4 separate regions of the Homo sapiens genome follow, and regions 2, 3 and 4 are each linked to region 1. The links are chromatin loops, found by intact Hi-C in ENCODE. Cell type or tissue: endothelial cell of umbilical vein. All regions are shown on one strand.

The links. A loop is a pair of places that touch in the nucleus more often than their neighbours do. Peaks named below come from ENCODE experiments on the same cell type or tissue, not always from the same donor. Only the 100,000 strongest peaks of a DNase experiment are listed, where the experiment ranks them.
Region 2: a loop joins it to region 1, with 17 times the contacts of the local background. A loop is called at or near these places in 9 of 110 quality-filtered maps.
Region 3: a loop joins it to region 1, with 6 times the contacts of the local background. A loop is called at or near these places in 10 of 110 quality-filtered maps.
Region 4: it touches region 1 in a loop (16-fold over the local background); 74 of 110 quality-filtered maps call a loop at or near these places.

What each region holds. Positions count from the first base shown.
Region 1 is chr7:98,399,498-98,404,497 of GRCh38, reverse strand. It overlaps BAIAP2L1 (BAR/IMD domain containing adaptor protein 2 like 1), which reads left to right and starts at 3,408. Exons shown (of 14, transcript NM_018842.5): 1 at 3,408-3,696. The coding sequence starts at 3,646. RefSeq lists a silencer at 3,075-3,734. In endothelial cell of umbilical vein, a CTCF peak has its summit at 3,115 (motif pointing right); a DNase peak (open chromatin) is centred at 3,227; H3K4me3 peaks cover 1,003 bases; H3K27me3 peaks cover 191 bases.
Region 2 is chr7:98,244,021-98,249,020 of GRCh38, reverse strand. It overlaps TECPR1 (tectonin beta-propeller repeat containing 1), which reads left to right. Exons shown (of 26, transcript NM_015395.3): 3 at 2,856-3,099; 4 at 3,954-4,136; 5 at 4,328-4,450. The coding sequence starts at 2,875. Among named protein-coding and RNA genes, the nearest start is that of TECPR1, 5.7 kb to the left of the region's middle. In endothelial cell of umbilical vein, no CTCF peak of the experiment used is centred here; a DNase peak (open chromatin) is centred at 3,120; H3K27ac peaks cover 1,131 bases.
Region 3 is chr7:98,019,817-98,024,816 of GRCh38, reverse strand. No RefSeq gene overlaps it. Among named protein-coding and RNA genes, the nearest start is that of OCM2, 32 kb to the right of the region's middle. RefSeq lists an enhancer at 1,529-2,028. In endothelial cell of umbilical vein, a CTCF peak has its summit at 3,115 (motif pointing left); a DNase peak (open chromatin) is centred at 3,096.
Region 4 is chr7:98,292,052-98,297,051 of GRCh38, reverse strand. BAIAP2L1 (BAR/IMD domain containing adaptor protein 2 like 1) reads left to right here. Exons shown (of 14, transcript NM_018842.5): 13 at 2,941-2,978; 14 at 3,456-5,000. The coding sequence ends at 3,531. It also overlaps a transcript of BRI3 not described here. Among named protein-coding and RNA genes, the nearest start is that of BRI3, 13 kb to the right of the region's middle. RefSeq lists enhancers at 1-413, 1,747-1,976 and a silencer at 1,024-1,138. In endothelial cell of umbilical vein, a CTCF peak has its summit at 2,050 (motif pointing left); no DNase peak of the experiment used is centred here.

The sequences.
Region 1 (5,000 bases):
TAGCTGGGACTACAGGCACATACTGCCACGCCCGGCTGATTTTTGTATTTTAGTAGAGACGGGGTTTCACCACGTTGACCAGGATGGTCTCGATCTCCTGACCTTGTGATCCACCCGCCTCGGCCTCCCAAAGTGCTGGGATTACAGGCGTGAGCCACCGCGCCCAGCCTATTTTCAAGTTTCAATAAAAACCAACAGACATACTTGCAGAGCCGAATACATAATGGTAGAAATTATAAAGTCATGAATGCATCTCCCATATGGGAAGTGAAACCCAGTTGGCAAACCTCATGAACTAAATACTGTAAATCTGTTAAAGAAGAAGGCACCTGCTTCCATTGCCAGAAACTTGGGACTGATGTGTTATTTCCCCCTAACATCAGGAAGACATAACATTTTGGTTCCCAAGAATGGTAAGTTTTTTTTGTTTGCTTGTTTGTTTTGAGACAGAGTCTCACTCTCTTGCCCAGGCTGCAGTGCAGTGGCATGAGATCCCGGCTCACTGTAACCTCCGCCTCCCGGGTTCAAGCGCTTCTCCTGTCTCAGCCTCCCGAGTAGCTGGGACTACAGGTGCCTGCCACCACACCCGGCTAATTTTTGTATTTTTAGTAGAGACGGGGCTTCACCATATTGGTGAGGCTGATCTCTAACTCCTGACCCCAAGTGATCCACCCACCTTGGCCTCCCAAAGTGCTGGGATTACAGGCGTGAGCCGCTGTGCCTAGCTGCATGATGTGTTTTATAGTTTGCAAAACCCAATAAAACAGTCCCCAAGTCCAGGTGGTGGTTTCTGTTCTAAGTCCAGTGGTACTCACCCTCTTGATGTTCCCATCTGGGCCACACAGTGCCTTCATTGTGTATATTTCCTAGTGAACTTTATCACAAGATTAGTTTAGAAGTCTCACATCTTTCTTTTTTCTTTTCTTTTCTTTTTCTTTTTTTTTTTTTTTTGAGACAAATTTTCGCTCTTGTTGCCCAGGCTGGAGTGCAATGGCGTGATCTCACTCACCACAACCTCAGCCTCCCAGGTTCAAGTGATTCTCCTGCCTCAGCCTGCTGAGTAGCTGGGATTTAGGCATGCACCATCAAACCTGGTCAATGTTGTATTTTTAGTATAGACGGGGTTTCTCCATGTTGGTCAGGCTGGTCTCAAACTCCTGACCTCAGGTGATCTGCCTGCCTCAGTCTCCTAAAGTGCTGGCATTACAGGCGTGAGCCACTGCGCCTGGCCAGAAGTCTCACATCTTAACAGCCCATAAAAGATGCAATTGCACTCACATAGACGTTTTGGCATTTTTGTTTGTTTTTTGAAACAGAGTCTCACTCTGTGGCCCAAGCTGGAATGCAGTGGCACCATCACAGCTCACTGCAACCTCTTGGGCTCAAGCCATCCTCCTACCTCAGCCTCCGGAATAGCTGGGACTACAGATGCACACTATCACACTTGGCTAATGTTTTTAATTATATTTTTTGCAGAGATGGGGGTGGGCTCCCTATATTGCCTAGGCTGGCCTCGAACTCCTAGACTCAACCAGTCCTCCTGCCTTGGTCTCCCGAAGTGCTCGGATTACAGGCATGAGCCATCCTGCCTGGCCCCCAGATAGAAGCTTTTTGTTTGTTTGTTTTTGAGACAGAGTTTCGCTCTTGTCCCTCAGGCTGGAGTGCAGTGGTGCTATCTCAGCTCACTGCAATCTCTGCCTCCCAGGTTTAAGCAATTCTCCTGCCTCAGCCTCCCGAGTAGCTGAGATTACAGGTGCACGTGCTACCATGCCTGGCTAATTTTTGTATTTTTAGTAGAGACGGGGGCAGGGCGGTTTCACCATGTTGGCTAGGCTGGTCTCGAACTCCTGACCTCAAGTGATCCGCCTGCCTTGGCCTCCCAAAGTGCTAGGATTACAGGCATGAGCCACCAAGCCCAGAGGTTTTAAAAAATCAGAATAAGACCTCTGCCCTTGTTGGGTGCGGGTCTCAGGTAGCTAAATGGTGGTTCTTACTGGGGAGAAGGCTGTCACCCAGCCCAAGGTACATAATCCTGGAAGAGAGGCCCAAAGAAGGCAGCTGCCTCACCCTTGGGCAGGGCTGAGGCCGGGATGGAGACAAAATAGGGAGCCCAGGAGCCACACACCTCCACAGAGTTTGAGTGATGACAAGAAGAGAGGCTTCCCTAACACTTCAGCTCAGGTGGTTTTCTAAACCCTACAACAATCTCGTGAGTAGCATGGTTACACTGCATTGAGTTAAAGGTCGTTGTTAATGTAAAGTTTAAAAATGTACTACTGGGCCGGGCGCGGTGGTTCAAGCCTGTAATCCCAGCACTTTGGGAGGCTGAGCAGGGCGGATCACCTGAGGTTAGGAGCTCGGGACCAACCTGGCCAACATGGTGAAACCCCGTCTCTACTAAAAATACAAAAAAATTAGCCTGGCTTGGTGGCACGTGCACCTGTAATCTCAGCTACTCGAGAGGCTGAGGCAGGAGAATTGCTTAAACCTGGGGGGCAGAGATTGCAGCAAGCTGAGAGAGCACCACTGCACTCCAGCCTGAGGGGACAAGAGTGAAACTCTGTCTCAAAAACAAACAAAAAGCTTCTATCTGGGGGCCAGGCAGGATGGCTCATGCCAGGCAGGAGAATCGCTTGAACCTGGGAAGCGGAGGTTGCAGCAAGCTGAGATCGCACCACTGCACTCCAGCCTAGGCGACAGAGTGAGACTCCATCTCAAAAAAAAAAAAGTACTAACATTTCGGTAACTAGACCCTGGCATTTATTAATTTTTTGATATATCAGGAGCTTTCAAAACTGCAAGTGGCAGCCCGTTTTCTCCACCTAGGAGGGCCGATGCCCCCACGGGTCCCTCTAACTTTTGGGGTCAGTGAGCGGCGGGGCAAGAAGAGATCAATCAGGGAAATCAATACAACTGGGGAATGTGGCCCCTTCCCTTGGTCCCCAAAACGCAGGGCTTGAAGGAAGCCCTCATGGAGGAAGTGGGCCTCGGGGTCCCCGGGGCCAGCACCACGCGAGGCAAACAAGGGCTCCAGGACCACAGTCTAAACACCCCCAGGCTGCCCTTGCCCTAGCAAAACAGCAAAGCGAGCAGCCCACTCCACACCGGTCCCCACTCCAGGGTCTCGGGCCCTACGTCGCCGGAGCTCTGGGAGAGCCGCGAGGGGGCGCACCGTGGCCTCGCTGCCCTGTCCGCCACAGGTGGGGTGACCCCGCCCACTCGGGGGGCCCGCTTCCCTCTGGCCACGCCCATTCCAGCTGCCTGGCCCCGCCTCCTCCCCGCCCACCCCGGCCGGGCCCCGCTCACCAGGCCGCCTCAGGTGGGTACGCCACGCCCCTCCGGCCCTGCGGCCCCGCCCCCGTCTGCCCCGCCCGCCTCAGGTGGGGCCGCCCGGCCCGCCCAGCTTCCTCTGGCGGCGTCCGGCCGCTTCTCCTCTGCTCCTCGAAGAAGGCCAGGGCGGCGCTGCCGCAAGTTTTGACATTTTCGCAGCGGAGACGCGCGCGGGCACTCTCGGGCCGACGGCTGCGGCGGCGGCCGACCCTCCAGAGCCCCTTAGTCGCGCCCCGGCCCTCCCGCTGCCCGGAGTCCGGCGGCCACGAGGCCCAGCCGCGTCCTCCCGCGCTTGCTCGCCCGGCGGCCGCAGCCATGTCCCGGGGGCCCGAGGAGGTGAACCGGCTCACGGAGAGCACCTACCGGGTAAGCCCAGGGCCCGGGGCTCAGGGAGGTCAGGGCTTTCCACCTCGGGGTTCAGAAGGGGACTTTACGCGGGAAGGTACTTTCCCTCCCTCCAGCTCCCCTCCCCCGCGTCCTTCCACCTCTCCCGGTCTCTCCCACTCCTCCCCTGGCCCTCCACAGCCCCTCTTCTTCCTCCCCTGGCCCTCTCCTTCCTCCCAGTCCCTCCCCATCCCCTCCCCCCTACTTTTCCTCCTCCTTCCCTCCCCTCCTCCCTGTGCTTCTTCCCTGTCTCTCTTTCCCGCCCCGCTGTACCTCTCCCTCTGCCCCTCCGCTCCCCGTTCACTCTCCCTCCTCCCCTGCCCCTCGACACTGTCCCTCCCCTCCTCCTGGTTCTTCCTTCTCCCCCGTGTGTCTCCCCCTCCTCCCCTGTCCCTTCTTCTCCCCAGTCTATCCCCCTCCCTCCCCCTCCCCCTCCCCCTCCTCTTGGTTCTTCCTCCTTCCCCGTGTGTCTCCCCCTCCTCTCCTGGCCCTTCTCCGCCTCCCCTGTCCCTTCTCCTCCCCGTCCCTTCTCCTCTTCCCTGACCCTCAGAGCTCTGGAGACCACCCCCCATCCCCTGACCAGCTACACATTTTACAACTAGTGCACTTAAGTTGGGGAGGGGTCTGTTGTGCGTCGGTGGGGCCCACGTCCTCCTCCCAACTTCTTGGAATCAGTGACCCGTGCTGTCCTGGCTGCCGGGCTTAAGCCCTCCGGGACCAAAGACACAAGCTCGAGTTTCCTCTAAGAAAAGAAAGCGCCCAAGAATGTGGGGGTGAAACTCCCCTGTAATTAGGATCGCCAGGTGAGCCGAGCTCTGGGCGTTCTCCCGGGAAACGCCCTCCTCCTTAGACCCTTCCTCTCCCACCTTTCAGTTGAACTTGGCTTTTATATATGGGTTATTTGGTGAGGTTCTTGAAGTCAAAGAACAACCGAGGTTTTAATGAAATTGACCTAACCTTAAGGAATGCGTTGATAGCCGGTCTCTTAACTTGCATGTATTAGGAGAGAATTTTTCCAGACACAGACAGAGACTTAGGATTAGTGGCCTGTTTAGTTTACATACTTACAAATGAATTCCAGGTGAAATAAGATATCTGTTAATCATCTGCTATTAATAGAACACAAAACAACTTTTGTTTTAATTCAGCCTAGGCGCTTCGAACCCTTGAAACTTTAACGTTCTCTAAGTTCATGTATAGGCATGTTTAAGGTTATAAATAAATGGTTGGTCGGTTGGTTGGTTGGTGTGTTTTATCTTTTTTCTGTCCCTGGTGCTTGAATCAGG
Region 2 (5,000 bases), 160 kb after region 1:
GCTACTTGGGAGGCTGAGGCAGGAGAATCACTTGAACCCAGAAGGTGGAAGTTTCAGTGAGCTGTGATTATGCCACTGCACTCCAGCCTGGGAGTAGAGGAAGACTCTGTCAAAAAAAAAAAAAAAAGATGCACCTTGTCCCCAAAGAGCCTAGTTTTTTGTTTTGTTTTTTTTTGAGACGGAGTCGCACTCTGTCATCCAGGCTGGAGTGCAGTGGTGCAATCTCGGCTCTCTGCAACCTCCACCTCCTGGTTCCAGCGATTCTCCTGCCTCAGTCTCCTGAGTAACTGAGATTACAGGCACGCGCCACTGTGCCTGGCTAATTTTCACCTTTTTTTTTCAGTAAAGATGGAGTCTCACCATGCTGGCCAGGCTGGTCTCAAACTCCTGGCATCAGGTGATCCATCCGCCTTGGCCTCCCAAAGTGCTGGGTTTACAGGTGTGAGCCACCACACCTGGCTTTTTTTTTTTTTTTTTTTTTTTTTTTGCCGGTGGCAGCTGCTCCTCTTTTCAGACATGCTTCTATCTCGTGCCATCGTCACAGTCACCCGGCCGTCTGGAGCACCCGCATGGCTCTGGTATGCTGCGGGAGCACTGGGCCCAGCCTCCAGGCACCTAAATAAACTCTGCCTGTCTCCTTTTGCTCCGGTTTTTAAGTCAGACTGGCCATGTCTTCATCTGTAGGCTCTTTCCTCTCTTCAGGCCCCGGGCCAGTGTCCTGGGTTGGATCTAGGAGCCGCCCTGTCGGGCAGAGCTTCTCAGGTGATGGCCCTGGTGGCTTCATCCAGTAGCTCTGTGTTTGGCTGCCTTGTGTGTGGCCATGTGGCCCTGCCACGGTGGAAAGACTGTTCCTATCAGGAGCCAGGACTCCAGGAAGGACACCCCTGGGTGCAACAGCACTATGGGCCCTGGAGGTGGGGCCAGGGGTGGTCAGTGGCAGAGCTTAGCAATAGCCTTGGCTATGCCTACAAAGCACAGAGAAAGAAGAGAGAAAGGGCTGGGTGCAGTGGCTCACGTCTATAATCCCAGCGCTTCGGGAGGCCAAGGTGGGAGGATCGCTTGAGGCCAGGAGTTCAAGACCAGCCTGGGCAACATAGCGAGACCCCATCTCTACAAAAAAAATTTTAAAAATTAGCCAGGTACGGTGGCACATGCCTGTAGTCCCAGCCACTCAGGAGGCTGAGGCAGGAGGATGGCTTGAGTTCAGGAGTTCAAGGCTGCAGTGAGCTATGATTGCACCACTGTACTCCAGTCTGGACAACAGAGCAAGATACTCTCTTAAAAAATAAAAAAGAAAAGAAAAGAAAAAGAAAGGAGTAGAGAATGGCAGAAGAAGAGAGCCGGGGGAAGAGGAGGAAGGAGTCACTGAGGGCGCATGAAGAAAAGACCCCTACGTCCCTGAATTCACATGGTCACGTTGGCTCTCAACGTGCCCTCATTATGCCCAGATAGAGGCCAACATGGCGGGGAGACCTGCCCACTCTGGGGAAGGACCCCTGGGGAAGTAGTGGGGTAGTTATATCTTTCGAGATTCAACTAAACCTGTAAGCTTTCATTGATTCTTTTGAAAACAAAGATCTGGCCAGGCATGGTGGCTCAAGGCTGTAATCCTAGCAGTTTGGGAGGCCGAGATGGGAGGATTGCTTGAGACTAGGAGTTTGAGACCAGCTTGGGCAACATAGTGAGACTCTGTCTCTACAAAAAAAAAATTTTTAATTAGCTGGGTATGGTGGTGCATGTCTGTTGTTGTCCCAGGAGGCTGAGGTAGGAGGATCACTTGAGCCCAGGAGTTCGAGGCCGCAACGAGTTGTAATCAAACCACTGCACTCCAGCCTGGGTGACCGAGCAAGACCCTGTCTCTACTTTTTAAATTCTTTTTTTTTGAGACAGGGTCTCCCTCTGTCACCTAGGCTGCAGTGCAGTGGCACTGTGTCTGCTCACTGCAACCTCCATCTCCCGGGTTCAAGCCATTATCCTGCCTCAGCCACCTGAGTAGCTGCGACTACAGGCACACACTACTGTGCCTGGCTAATTTTTGTATTTTTAGTAGAGATGAGGTTTCACCATGTTGACCAGGCTGGTCTTGAACTCCTGGCCTCAAGTGATCTATTTTTAAATTCTTTCAAAAACAAAAAAGAGACCGGGCGTGGTGGCTCATGCCTCTAATCCCAACACTTCGGGAGGCAGAGGCAGGTGGATCACCTGAGGTCAGGAGTTCGAGACCAGCCTGTCCAACATGGTGAAATCATGTCTCTACTAAAAATACAAAAATTAGCCAGGCGTGGTGGCGTGCACCTGTAGTCCCAACTACTGGGGAGGCTGAGGCAGGAGAAAACCTGGGAGGTGGAGGTTGCAGTGAGCCAAGATCCCAAGATCGTGCCATTGCACTCCAGCCTGGGCAACAGAGCGAGACTCCGTCTCAAAAAAATAAACAAAAAAAGAAAGAATAAGCAGTTGGCCACGCGCGGTGGCTCACGCCTGTAATCCCAGCACTTTGGGAGGCTGAGGCAGGCAGATCACAAGGTCAGGAGATCGATACCAGCCTGGCCAATGTGGCGAAACCCCGTCTCTACTAAAAATACAAAAACTAGCTGGGTATGGTGGCAGGTGCCTATAATCCCAGCTACTTGGGAGGCTGAGGCAGGAGAATTGCTTGAACCCTGGAGGTGGAGGTTGCAGTGAGCCAAGATTGCGCCACTGCACTCCAGCCTGGGTGACAGAGTGAGACTCCATCTAAAAAAAAAAAAAAAGAGAAAAAGAATAAATAGTCACAGTAGAAGTCTCCCAGGTTTCACATGACTCTGATGTCCCCTGGGCTGGGAGCCTGAACGCTGGCCCTCGTCCTCCTGCCGCAGGTTACCTCCAGCCGCTGCCATGCCCAACTCAGTGCTGTGGGCGGTGGACCTCTTCGGGAGAGTGTACACGCTGTCCACAGCAGGCCAGTACTGGGAAATGTGCAAGGACTCCCAGCTGGAGTTCAAGCGCGTCAGCGCCACCACGCAGTGCTGCTGGGGCATTGCCTGTGACAACCAGGTCTACGTGTATGTGTGTGCCAGCGATGTCCCCATCCGCCGCCGAGAGGAGGCCTATGAGAATCAGGTAGTGACCCTCATGGTTGGAGTTGCCGAGCGGGTCAGTTCGCTGGGTTATTGGTTAAAATGATGAACCACAGAAGGGAAATAGAGGCCCCAGATTCCCCACCAGTTCCTGCCTTCATTTCCTTCCTTGTACTTAAAATCTGTGTTGCTGCCAGGCGTGGTGACTCACGCCTGTAATCCCAGCACTTTGGAAGGCTGTGGCGGGCAGATCGCTTGAGCTCAGGAGTTTGAGACCAGCCTAGGCATCATGGTGAATCTCTGCCTCTACAAAAAAAATACAAGAATTAGCAGGGTGTGGTGGTGTGCACCTTTAGTCCCAGCTACTTAGGAGGCTGAGGCAGGAGGATCACTTGAGCCAGGGAGGTCAAGGCTGTAGTGAGCCATAATCGTGCCCTGCACTCCAGCCTGGGCAACAGAGCAAGACCCTGTCCCCCTGCACCCCGCCCCTCCAAAAAAAATTCAAGTTGCATAGTATCCAGGGTCTTTGAGGCTGAAGCCACTATTGTGTCCTCACCAAAGCAGTCTGGCCAGGTCCCCACGAGGGCAGGCTCCAGTGGTTTCTGGGAGCCTAGGACAAGGTGTGCCCTCCACCGCCTGCCCTGCTCACAGCGCCGTGGCTGGCAGGAGGTTCTTTGCCCTTTGGGGCTGTGCTGATGTACTTGCTGGCTCATGATGAAGTGGCATGGGGGTCCCCAGTTGCTGGGTCCCACACAGGCCCTCTGCTCACTTCCTATTCTGGAGATCAATGAGGGGGTCGGCTGGGCAGGGTCAGCTGGTCCTGGAGATGCCTGGCCCGCCTGGGTTCCCGCCCAGCAGGCTTGGGTCCAAGGCCGCCTCTGTGTCCCCGGCCCTCAGCGCTGGAATCCCATGGGCGGCTTCTGTGAGAAGCTCCTGCTGAGTGACCGCTGGGGGTGGAGTGACGTGAGTGGGCTCCAGCACCGGCCGCTGGACAGGGTGGCACTGCCCTCGCCGCACTGGGAGTGGGAGTCTGACTGGTACGTGGATGAGAATTTTGGAGGTGAACCCACTGAGAAAGGGGTAGGTGAACTTGGGACCCTCCATGACTGCCCTGTGGGGAGGGGGTGCCTCCCGCCTGTCCCTGCTTCTGTCCCCTGCACCCTGTGGTGCCTGAGCTCGGGTGTTTCAGGCCACACCCTCCCTCCCCACCTTCCCCAGCTCTTCAAATGCCTTCCCCGCAGAGCCTGAGAGCCCCTTCCTTGGTGTTTCAGGGGTGGACGTACGCCATCGACTTTCCCGCCACCTACACGAAAGACAAGAAGTGGAATTCTTGTGTGCGGCGCCGGAAGTGGATCCGGTACAGGAGATACAAGTCCCGGGACATCTGGGCCAAGGTCTCTGTTCCTGAATGTGGGTTGGGGGCAGGATAGGGCCAGGACAGAGTGTCACATGCAGCCTCCTCTCCACCTTCCCCACCTGTGTGCACCAGGGGACACCACGCCCACCTCGGGACCTGGCCTTTGAGCTGTTTCCTGTCCCGGGAACACCACGACACTGCGTGTCCCTTCACTTGGGAGATAGTCACACAGGGAGCCAGGCCAGGCCCAGGACAGCACAGAACTTGCCCTGACCCTGGTGTCCAAGCTGCTCTGTCCCAGACTGAGCCTCCATCTGGCACTTTGTCCTCCCCCTCAGCCAAGGGAGGCACCTCTGGCTCTAGCGTTGCTCCATGACCCAGAAGAACCTCCCAGCTTAGGGAGCACAGCACTGGACCCAGGTCTTGGCGTGGCCTCCAATGAGTGGAGGCCTCCCTGGGACATACAGGGCTGTCAGGTGGGGCTGCCCCTGGGACTGGGAGAAGCCAGGAGACCAGGGAGCTGGCCCTATTTTTTTTTCTTTTTAGAGATAGGGTCTCGCTCTGTTGCACTCTGTTGAGTGCAGTGG
Region 3 (5,000 bases), 380 kb after region 1:
CCCAGCTACTCGGGAGGCTGAGCAGGAGAATCGCTTGAACCCAGGAGGCAGAGGTTGCAGTGAGCCGAGATCATGCCACTGCACTCCAGCCTGGGCAACAGAGCAAGACTCCGTCTCAAAAAATAAATAAATAAAATAAAATAAAATAAAATAAAATAAAGAGTCTGGGGAGCTACAGAGAGGGGATAGCAGAGTTATTTCGCCCTGGGCTGTAGTCATCCTTGTTGAAATCTGACTTCGTTCATTCCATGGAATTTGGGGAGGGGGGTGTATATGGAATAAATGTGTCTGGGATAGCTGCATTCAGCATTGCATACACCCAGCTAGGGAGATGGATCACCTTCTCAGGACAGCTTGATCCAGCTGCCTGCTTGGGGTCGGAAGCAAAGACAAACCGGGACCTCCACAAGAAGTCCCATCCCCTGGATACAAACAGGGGGAGGGTGGTGGCAGCACCTGGCTTCTTACTGCATGCAGGTATCAGTTGGCCACGGGAAGCCCCATTTCAACACCTTCAGAGGCCATCTGTCAAGTGCAACTATTCTAGATCCTACAGCTGTGATCACATGCACTGAGTGGGTGTGAAGAGCTGGGCGTCCAGGACTTTCCAGCCCAACCCCGCAGGGTCTTTCTTCTTGGCCCCAGTCTCTGGCTTCTGTTGACGTAGCTGCGAGGACAAGCTCTCTTTCCCCACATTCAGGACTGTCACGCCATCCACATGCAGTGTGAGGTCGGCCTTTCCTGGGGTGGTTGAAGAATCAGTGTGCAATTTGCAGTTGACCTTTATTATTATATTATATTATATTATATATATTATATTATATTATATTATATTAATTTAAATAGAGACTATGTTGCTCAGGCTGGAGTGCAGTAGCTATTCACAGGTGTAATCCCACTGCTGATCAGCACGGGAGTTTTGACCTGCTCTGTTTCTGACCTGGACCGGTTCACCTCTCCTTAGGCAACCTGGTGGTCCCCTGCTTCTGGGAGGTCACCAATGAATGCCAAACTCCTGGGATTGAGCGATCTCCTCACCTCAACCTTCCAAGTAGCTGGGACTACAGGCATGAGCCACCACACCCAGCGCAGTTGACATTTCTTATGTGCACCCAGAAATGTCATCCTGGTGACCAAGGAGAGTATATGATGCCCCCTGCTTATAAGAGCCCAGTGCCCACACTATAATGGGGTTACCAAGTGTCTATCAATGCTCAGACAAAAAGTCTTCCATGAGAAGGAGTGAAGCTCAGCCAGGCACAGTGGCTCACGTCTATAATCCCAGCACTTTGGGAAGCAGAGGAGGGAGGATTACTTGAGGCCAGGAGTTCGAGACTAGCCTGGACAACACAGTGAGACCCAACCCCCGCCACACACACACCCAAAAATTAAAAAATTAGCCTAGCACGTTTGCAAGTGCCTGTGGTCCCAGCTACTCAGGAGGCTGAGTCGGGAGGACTGCTTGAGCCCAGGAGGTCAAGGCTGCAGTGAGCTATGATAACATCACTGCACTGCAGCCTGGGCAACAGAGCAAGACCCTGCCCCTAAAAAAAAATTAAAACATTAATAATAAAAATAAAATAAAGATCACCCAGGCAGCTTAAAACTCAGGTTATCCCTGTGATCAGTGCTGCAAGGTATTGACCATTAGCATTGACCAGTGTCTTCAAGAAGCTTCCATCAGAGGCTGCAAAATGGTACCCACAGGCCAAGCCCGGCTGTAGATTGCCTTGACTGGCCCATGAAGAGTTTGAAAATAATTGTAACTAACTGCCAATATTCAAACATTTGGAGATTTCCTGTGGAAAAAAAATTCTGCATTTTCCAATTCTCTGGCCACGCGGAGCCCGCATTCGGGCCTAGTAAGTGCCCAGGAGCTGGGCTACAAATGCAGCTACCCCCTTTAGAGTTGGCCTTGGTGTCCACAGGCCTCTCTCCCAGGGGCGGGTCTGCTCAGGCCTGTGGACACCTCTCCAGCCCTGCTGGAAAAGTGCAATTCCTGGAGTGTGTTCTGACCAGGAAGGACTCCTCAGAGCTCCTGAGGAAGGCATGGGCCCCTGGCCTGAGGCTCACTGCAGCTGTCCCAACCCTGTCACCAGCTCTGGGCTGTGGTTTGGTTTGGTTTGGTTTGATTTTAGAGACACAGTTTCACTATGTGATCCAGGCTGGAGTGCAGTGGTGCAATCATAGCTCACTGCAGCCTTGAACTCCTGGCCTCAAGTGATCCTCCCACCTCAGCCTCCTGAGTAGCAGGGACTATAGGTGCCCACCACCACATCTGGTTCATTTCTAAATTTTTTTGTAGAGATGTTGCCCAGGCTAGTCTTGAACTCCTGACCTCGAGCAATCCTCCTGCCTCAGCCTCCCAAAGTGCTGCAATTATAGGCTTGCATCACCCCACCTGGCTGATTTTTATTTGCCTATTTATTTATTTATTTATTTTTGAGACAAGGGTCTTATTCTGTCACCCAGGCTGGAGTGCAGTGGCACAGTCATAGCTCACTGCAGCCTCAAACTCCTGGCCTCAAACGACCCTCCCACCTCAGTCTCCTGAGTAGCTGTTCATGCTCAACACCTGGCTCATTTTTAAGTTATTTGTAGAGATGGGATCTTGCCATTTTTCCCAGAGTGGTCTTGAACTCCTCCTGGCCTCCAACGATCCTCCTGCCTTGGCCTCCTAAAGTGTTGGGATTACAGGGGTGAGCTGTTGCACCAGACCCCAGTGTTTGTCTCTGAGGGACTTCCCCACACATGACCTCACCTGACCTTCAGAGAAACCATCCAGAGGGAAAAGGGACAAGGTCATTACCTGCGCAGGGAGAGCCCTTGGGCCGGGTAAATGGCGCAAGGTATGGGCTGAAGCTTCCCTTGGGGAGGGAAGGGACATAGGTCATGGGACAAGGTGATGTGGCCTGGACACGGTGGGGCACTTTCTCATCCTGGGTGAAAGTAAGGACGTAGGAAGGATGGGAGCATGGAGTAATAGCAGAGTGGGTGACATGAGAAAGTGGAGGCCCGGCCTGAAAACGGAGGGGGACAATGGTGGGAGGTGATGGGCGGTGGAGATGCCAGCCCGGCCCAGCCGAGACTCAGAGCTGTGGCAGCGGCGCCCCCTGGTGGCCGTGATGGTGCCTGCTTCCCCTTCCCTGGAGATTTGATGGCAACATCACGGGAGAAATGATTCAAAGCTGAGCAGGTGCCAGGCACCGTTCAATGTACACGATACATGGGTGTTTCTCTTTTAAATTTTTTATTTAAAAGATTATTTTAAAAAATTTTAACGGGCAATTTTCCTTGGGTCTTGAAGTCATCATTTCTTTTTCTTTTTTTTTTCTGAGAGTCTCATTCTTTTGCCCAGGATAGAAAGCAGGGGCACAATCACAGCTCACTGCAGCCTCGACCTCCCACCTCCCAGGCTCAAGCAATCCTCCCACCTCAGCCTCCCGAGTAGATTGGACTACAGGTGCACACCACCACGCCCACCCAATTTATATATATTTTTTGTAGTGAGGAGATCTCACTGTGTTGCCCTGGCTGGTCTTGAACTCCTGTGCTCAAGTGATCCTCCCACCTCGGCCTCCCAAAGTGCTGGGATTACAGATGTGAGCCACCACGCCCAGCCTGCGTGGGTGTTTCTACAAAATCTTAAGTATCTCTCACAGCAACCCTGTGATTGCCACTATTATCACTATCCCTTTTCACAGCTGAGGAGACCCAGGTTCTGAGAACTGAGGACCGTGATATATCCTATGCAGTGCTATACTGGGATTTGAGAAACCCAGGCCCACCCAACCCACTTCAAAAACAAAGGTAGGCCAGGCGCAGTGGCTCACGCCTGTAATCCCAGCACTTGGGGAGGCCGAACCAGGTGGATCACTTGAGGTGAGGAGTTCGAGACCAGCCTGGCCAATATGGTGAAACCCTGTCTCTACTAAAAATAGAAAAATGAGCCAAGCATGGTGGTGGGCGCCTGTAGCCCCAGCTACTCGGGAGGCTGAGGCATAAGAATTGTTTGAACCTGGGAGACGGAGGTTGCAGTGAGCTGAGATCGCGCCATTGCATTCCAGCCTGGGTGACAGAGCAAGACTCTGTCTCAAAAAAAAAAAAAAATGTAGATCCAGCAATTCCACTTCTGGGTAGATGCTCCAAAGAATTGAAAGCAGGGACTCCAGCTGATATTTGTGGGATTTTTTAACCTCTTTTTTTTTTTTTTTTGAGATGGGGTCTGACTCTGTCCCCCAGGCTGGAGTGCAGTGGCAAGATCATAGGTCACTGCGGCCTCAACCTCCAGGCTAAAGCAATCCTCTTGCCTCAGCCGCTCAAGTAGCTGGGACTACAGGCATTCCCCACCATGCCCAGCTAACTTTTTTATTTTTTGTAGAGATGGGGTCTTGCTATGTTGGCCAGGCTGGTCTCAAACTCCTGGCTTCCAGCAATCCTCCCACCTCAGCCTCCCAAAGTGCTGGGATGACAGGCCTGAGCCACTGCACCCGTCCTCAACAGATATTTGTACACCCATGTTCATTGCAGCATTATTCACAATAGCCAAGAGGTAGAAGCAACCCAGGAGTCCACCTACCAATGAATGAACAAAATGTGTCTGTCCATACAATGAAATATTATGTAGCCCTGAAAAGGAAATAAATGCTGACACCTGCTACTGCATGGAGGAACCTTGAGGACATTATGCTCAGTGAAATCAGACAGTCACAGCTGGGCGCTGTGGCTCACACCTGTAATCCCAGCACTTTGGGAGGCTGAGGTAGGAGGATCACTTGAGCCCAAGAGTTCAAGACCAGCCTGAGCAATAAAGTGAGACCTCATCTCTACAAAAAAATTTTAAAAGCCAAGTGTGGTGGTGTATTCCTGTAGTCCCAGCTTCTAGAGAGGCAGAGGTGGGAGGACTGCTTGAGCCAGGGAGGCAGAGGTTGCAGTGAGCAGAGATCATGCCACTGCACTCCAGCCTGTGGGACAAAGCCAAACCCTGTCTCAAAAAAAAA
Region 4 (5,000 bases), 110 kb after region 1:
AGGACATGCAGCAGGCAGTGCCCGCGGGGCCCTGGGTGCCGGTGGCAGTGCTGCCTGTGGCTTGGAGGTGTCCCCCACTGCAAGGAAAGGGAACAGAGAGGAGGGCAGGTCTATGTTCAGTGACCACCACAGTGGGCTGAGTGTGAGGTATGCGGTTGAGACAGGGACGCAGGGAGGATGCTGTGAGACCCTTGGGGGCCACCAGATAAGAGGCACCGTATGTGCCAAGCCCCTGCCCTCGTGGGTCTCCTTTGCAGTGGAGAGGGAGGCAGAGAGGCTCCTGCCAGCCTTGTATCCAGAAGGAGTGCTGGGGTTTCAGGTCCCTGAGAAACATGCAGATGTTAAACGGGAAATCTGCCTGAACACGTCCAATATGTTTTTGTTGTTTCTGTTTTTGTTTTGTTGGTTTTTTGTTTTTTTGTTTTTTACAGATGGAGTCTCACTCTGTTGCCCAGGCTGGAGTGCAGTGGTGCAATCTCAGCTCACCACAACCTCTGCCTCCCTGTTCAAGCGATTCTCCTGCCTCAGCCTCCTGAGTAGCTGGGATTACCGGCGTGCGCCACCACACCCAGCTAATTTTGTATTTTTAGTAGAGACGGGGTTTCTCCATGTTGGTCAGGCTGGTCTCGAACTCCCGACCTCAGGTGATGCGCCCACCTCAGCCTCCCAAAGTGCTGGGATTACAGGCATGAGCCACTGTCCCTGGCCCAATACATATTTTAAAGTAAACATTGTATTACAGAATACCACAGACAGAAAAGCACACAATGAATTTTCATGATGTGACTCCGTATACCCAGCAGGACGTTCCCGGCCCCCACGATCACCCAGCATGGCCCACCTCCGTGACCATCCCTTCTCCAACACCAGACTCCCCAAGCCCTGGCACAGAGATGGCTGTCTGGGGTGGCCCCGTAGGGACAGTCGCTCAGTGCTGTGTGGTGACCTGCTGTCTGCACAGAAGCTGGTTCTGACTCTCCCATTGACGGGCGTCTGGTGTTTCTGGTCTGGGCTGTTTCTCCAGGGCTGCCCGAGTGTCTCGGTGCCCATGGGTGTGTGCCCTGCTTGTTCCTACAGGGAGCAGGATTGTTGGGCCCCAGGCATGCGTGCACGGGGTTGGCCCAACACTGAGTGGCTTCCAGCTGTCATCTTAAGCGTTCTTTTTCCTCCTCAGTCCTCCTGGCAGGAGTCGGTGCTTCTTGCTGCGTTCTTTGTGAGGATTTACTGGGACCTTTTTAAAGTCCCGTGGGGGCCCAGGAGGCTCTGAACAAGCTCCGGGGTGTGCTTGGGGTGGGTGGAGGGTGTTTCTGGTTTCTAGTTTGGGAAGCGCCTTCCCCTAGCATAAGCTGCACATGTGAGGGAGATGGTGTTGGCCCCAAGGAGTCAGATGACTCCAGTGGGAGAGGAGGGGAGGGCAGAGTGGAGTCAGGATTGGCATGAATCGTGCCTCAGGCCCAGCCATGGCCCTTCTGCAACAGAGTCCACGAATGCCAGCACCGTGAGCACATGCGACAGGCACCCTGGTGCATTTAAATCATAAATTAGCCCATCATAATCGCAGAGCATGCACCTCACACCAGCAAGGACTTCCTCTGAGGCCTGCTAGGGAAGCGTTGAGTGCCCCGCAGGAAGTCACTTTTGCGGCCATTTAAAGCCCTGTAGGATGTGCAAGGCAGGTCAGTGGCTTTGTGCTCCAGTGATGAAAAGCAGACAATGAATTGGCCCCAGATGCCCTGCCCAGGGGATCTGGGGAGGGTGGGACAGGTCTCAGGCACAGCCCTGGGGCTCCCAAACTGCCTTCCGTCTCCACAGCCTGTACACCCAACATGCAGTGGAGGCCATCCCAGAGGAGGCCTGGCCTGGGCCTCCATGTCCAGGAACGGCCTGCGCTCTAGCGCTGGCATCGGGCATGAGAGGGCCTCCCCTAAGTCAATCTTGAGAGGTCTGCGTGCTCCCTGAGACCCCCTGGGGGTGCTGGGACGCTTCCTGGGGCTGTCAGGACGGTGTGGCCGGGCCACAGGCTGGTTACACAGTGTTACACTGCCCTCTCCTGGGCGGCTGCCTGACTCCACTCCCTGTGTGCAGGCAGGAAAGAGTGTTAAACCCTCCAGGCTTTTTGGAGTGAGGGAAAGAAGGCGCGCACACACCTGGCCCTGGCTCGCCCTGGGTGGCAGGTGCTGGAAGGAGTTGCTCCCCACCCGAGCCCTGTAGGCACCTTTGCACTTTGGTTCCACCTTCTCTTTTCCTCAGTTTGAGCTTCCTACAAGATCCCTGGCTCTAGCAGCCCCAAAGCCAGTGGGGTTTTATTTTTATTTCCTGTTTCTTTGTCATGCTTCAGGAGTCAGCTCCCAAAAAGCACATCCCAGTCACTAGATTCTGCGTTCAAAAGACCGTGGCTGAGGACCTGTGGGATCTCTGTTTGCCCCGAGTCTGAGAGGTTCTGTTTGGCACAAATGTTTTCTTCTGTGATGTCGCTCTGTTGCTCAAGCTTCATTTTGTGAAACTGTTTCCGAGTTTAGCAGGCGGCTCGTTCACATGTGAGCTCCCGACATCACGGGTGACCCGCGCAGGCAGTGCCATGCTCTGTTCACGCTCTGACACCTGGGAGGGCCGCTACCGCCTTTCAGAGCGTTTTCTGTTCTTGCCTTATTCTTCCAAGTGAATTTAGACAGTCTAACAGATTGGGACAGGGCACTTTTAAACATCCCTTATGTTTTAGATGTCTTTACCTTCGGGTCTTATTAAAAATCTCCAATACAGGCCAGTCGCAGCGGCTCACACCTGTAGTCCCAGCACATTAGGAGGCCAAGGTGGAAGGATCACGTGAGCTCAGGAGTTCGAAACCAGCCTGGGCAACATAGCAAATCCCCATCTCTACCTAAAATAATTTTTAAAAGACCAATTCTAAGCCCTCCATAAACTTCTTTATCTTTCTCACAGAACGATGCCAACGGGACTGCAAAGCCGCCTTTTCTCAGGTAGGCGTGGCTTCCTACGTGAGCCTCAGTGTGTGACATTGCTCTTCCCTGTAGTGTCCCCCGGAAGGGCCTTCGGTGCCCAGCCCAGGGGGTCCAGCCTGAGAAAGGCCTCGGCCTGTGGAGCCATGGGGGAGTGCAGCCCCCTGCTCGCTTTACCAACTACTTTAGACCACGCTGGGAGCAGGGCTTCCCCACCCCAGAGTGACCCCCATGTCACACACAATGCAGGACTAAAGAGGTGTGGGTGCCCACGTCCAGAACGCTTAAAACCTGGGATCGTTCTGCAGCAGGTGGTATGGTGTAGGAATCATCACTGAACAAAACTTTCACACTCAGAAAACGCTGCTGGGACCTGTACAAGCTGGGGAGGTGGTCAGCCGCCCAGTCTCACAGGGCAAGAACGGGTTATTAGCACTGTTAAAATCCAGTTTCCCTCGTAGAGCAGAAGTTCTGAAAGATTTTTCTTATCCCCTGCAGCGGAGAAAACCCCTTTGCCACTGTGAAACTCCGCCCGACTGTGACGAATGATCGCTCGGCACCCATCATTCGATGAGAGGACAGCCAAGGACTCTCCCGGGCCTCTCCGGTTCTCCCTTGCGGAATGATGGGCGCATCCTGTCTGCCACGTGCTGACGGTCGGGAAGCTTCAGTGGAGAGGCCTAACTCTAATGTCGCCTGCTTAAGCAAATCATGCTTCTCTGTTTCACGTAGTTGGGTTGACAAGTTTCTGCCTTTAAGATAAATGAGTAATAGTCTAATGACCAGCTCAGCCATTTAAAATATTTTCTTCCTATTCTGTTCAAGAAACAGTAAACTTGGTTTCAATCTTTACTGTATTTTTTAAATGAATTTTTTCCTTAATAACAGCCAGAATAAGGGATAGTCTATGCTTTCAGGACTGGCTTTCTGCACCTGATATGAATGAGACCAGTTTTATTTTATAAAGCATGTGCTCTTAATAGCATTATGTCTAAAGAAGATATCACGTAAGTTTGCATCTTAGCATGCAAATCATAATTTTAAGCAATATAAATTATGAAAATACTATATAAATGTAATTTAACTTAAAATGTTTAAGTGTAGAGCTTCCAGAGATGGAGAAACCCCCACCCTCCCTCCAACCACGCCAGAGCTGTAGAGTGCTAAGACGCTTTGCCTGCCCTTATCACAGCCACACGTAGCACTCGACGAAATCTCCTCCGAGAGCTCCTTTTCTTGGTAGTTAGGAGTCGCCAACGGATTCGCTGCACACGGCCCATCCAGGACACAGGCCTGGGCGTCGGAGTCACGGCTCCTTGTGTTCTCACTCAGCTAGTTGGCCAAAGCTGCATCCATTACCAGTACACTCAAACTGCTCGGGGTCCTGGTTTCTCCGTGTTTGAATCAGGTACAGACTCTCAAAGGATACGTGTAAAGCCAGGATGACCTCTGGTGCCTGGAGAAGGGCGGGTTTTTCAGCCTAGCAGCCATGATGCCCTCGGAACCTGGCCCTATGGTATGGATGTGAGGACTACGCACTGGCTGCCCTGAGCCCGGGGCTGGAAATCATCTTTGGCTGCCAAGGATCTGGACCTATTTTGGAGTGGAGAGTCATGGTTAAAATTCCCAGCCCGGCCCAGGTACGGGAATCCCAGCATTTTGTGAGGCCGAGGCAGGGGGATCACCTGAGGTCAGGAGTCTCTACTAAAAATACAAAAATTAGACAGGTGTGGTGGTGGGCGCCACTCAGGAGGCTGAGGCAGGAGAATCACTTGAACCCGGGAGGCAGAGGTTGCAGTGAGCCAGATCATGCTGCTGCACTCCAGCCCGGCCGCTCACCGTGTGTGTTGCTGGGTGCTGGGGCTGTGACTTATCCCCTCTCCTTTAGCCTTGCCATAAGTGTAGTATCCTATGAGGCTGAGATTGGGAAAGGTTACATGCAGGTAAGCCAGTGGACGTGGCCGATGCTTCAGGCTCCTTCCAGCCAGGTCCAGCAGTGTTACCATCTGCTTCTCCTGGGAGGACAAACCAGGCACCCCCACC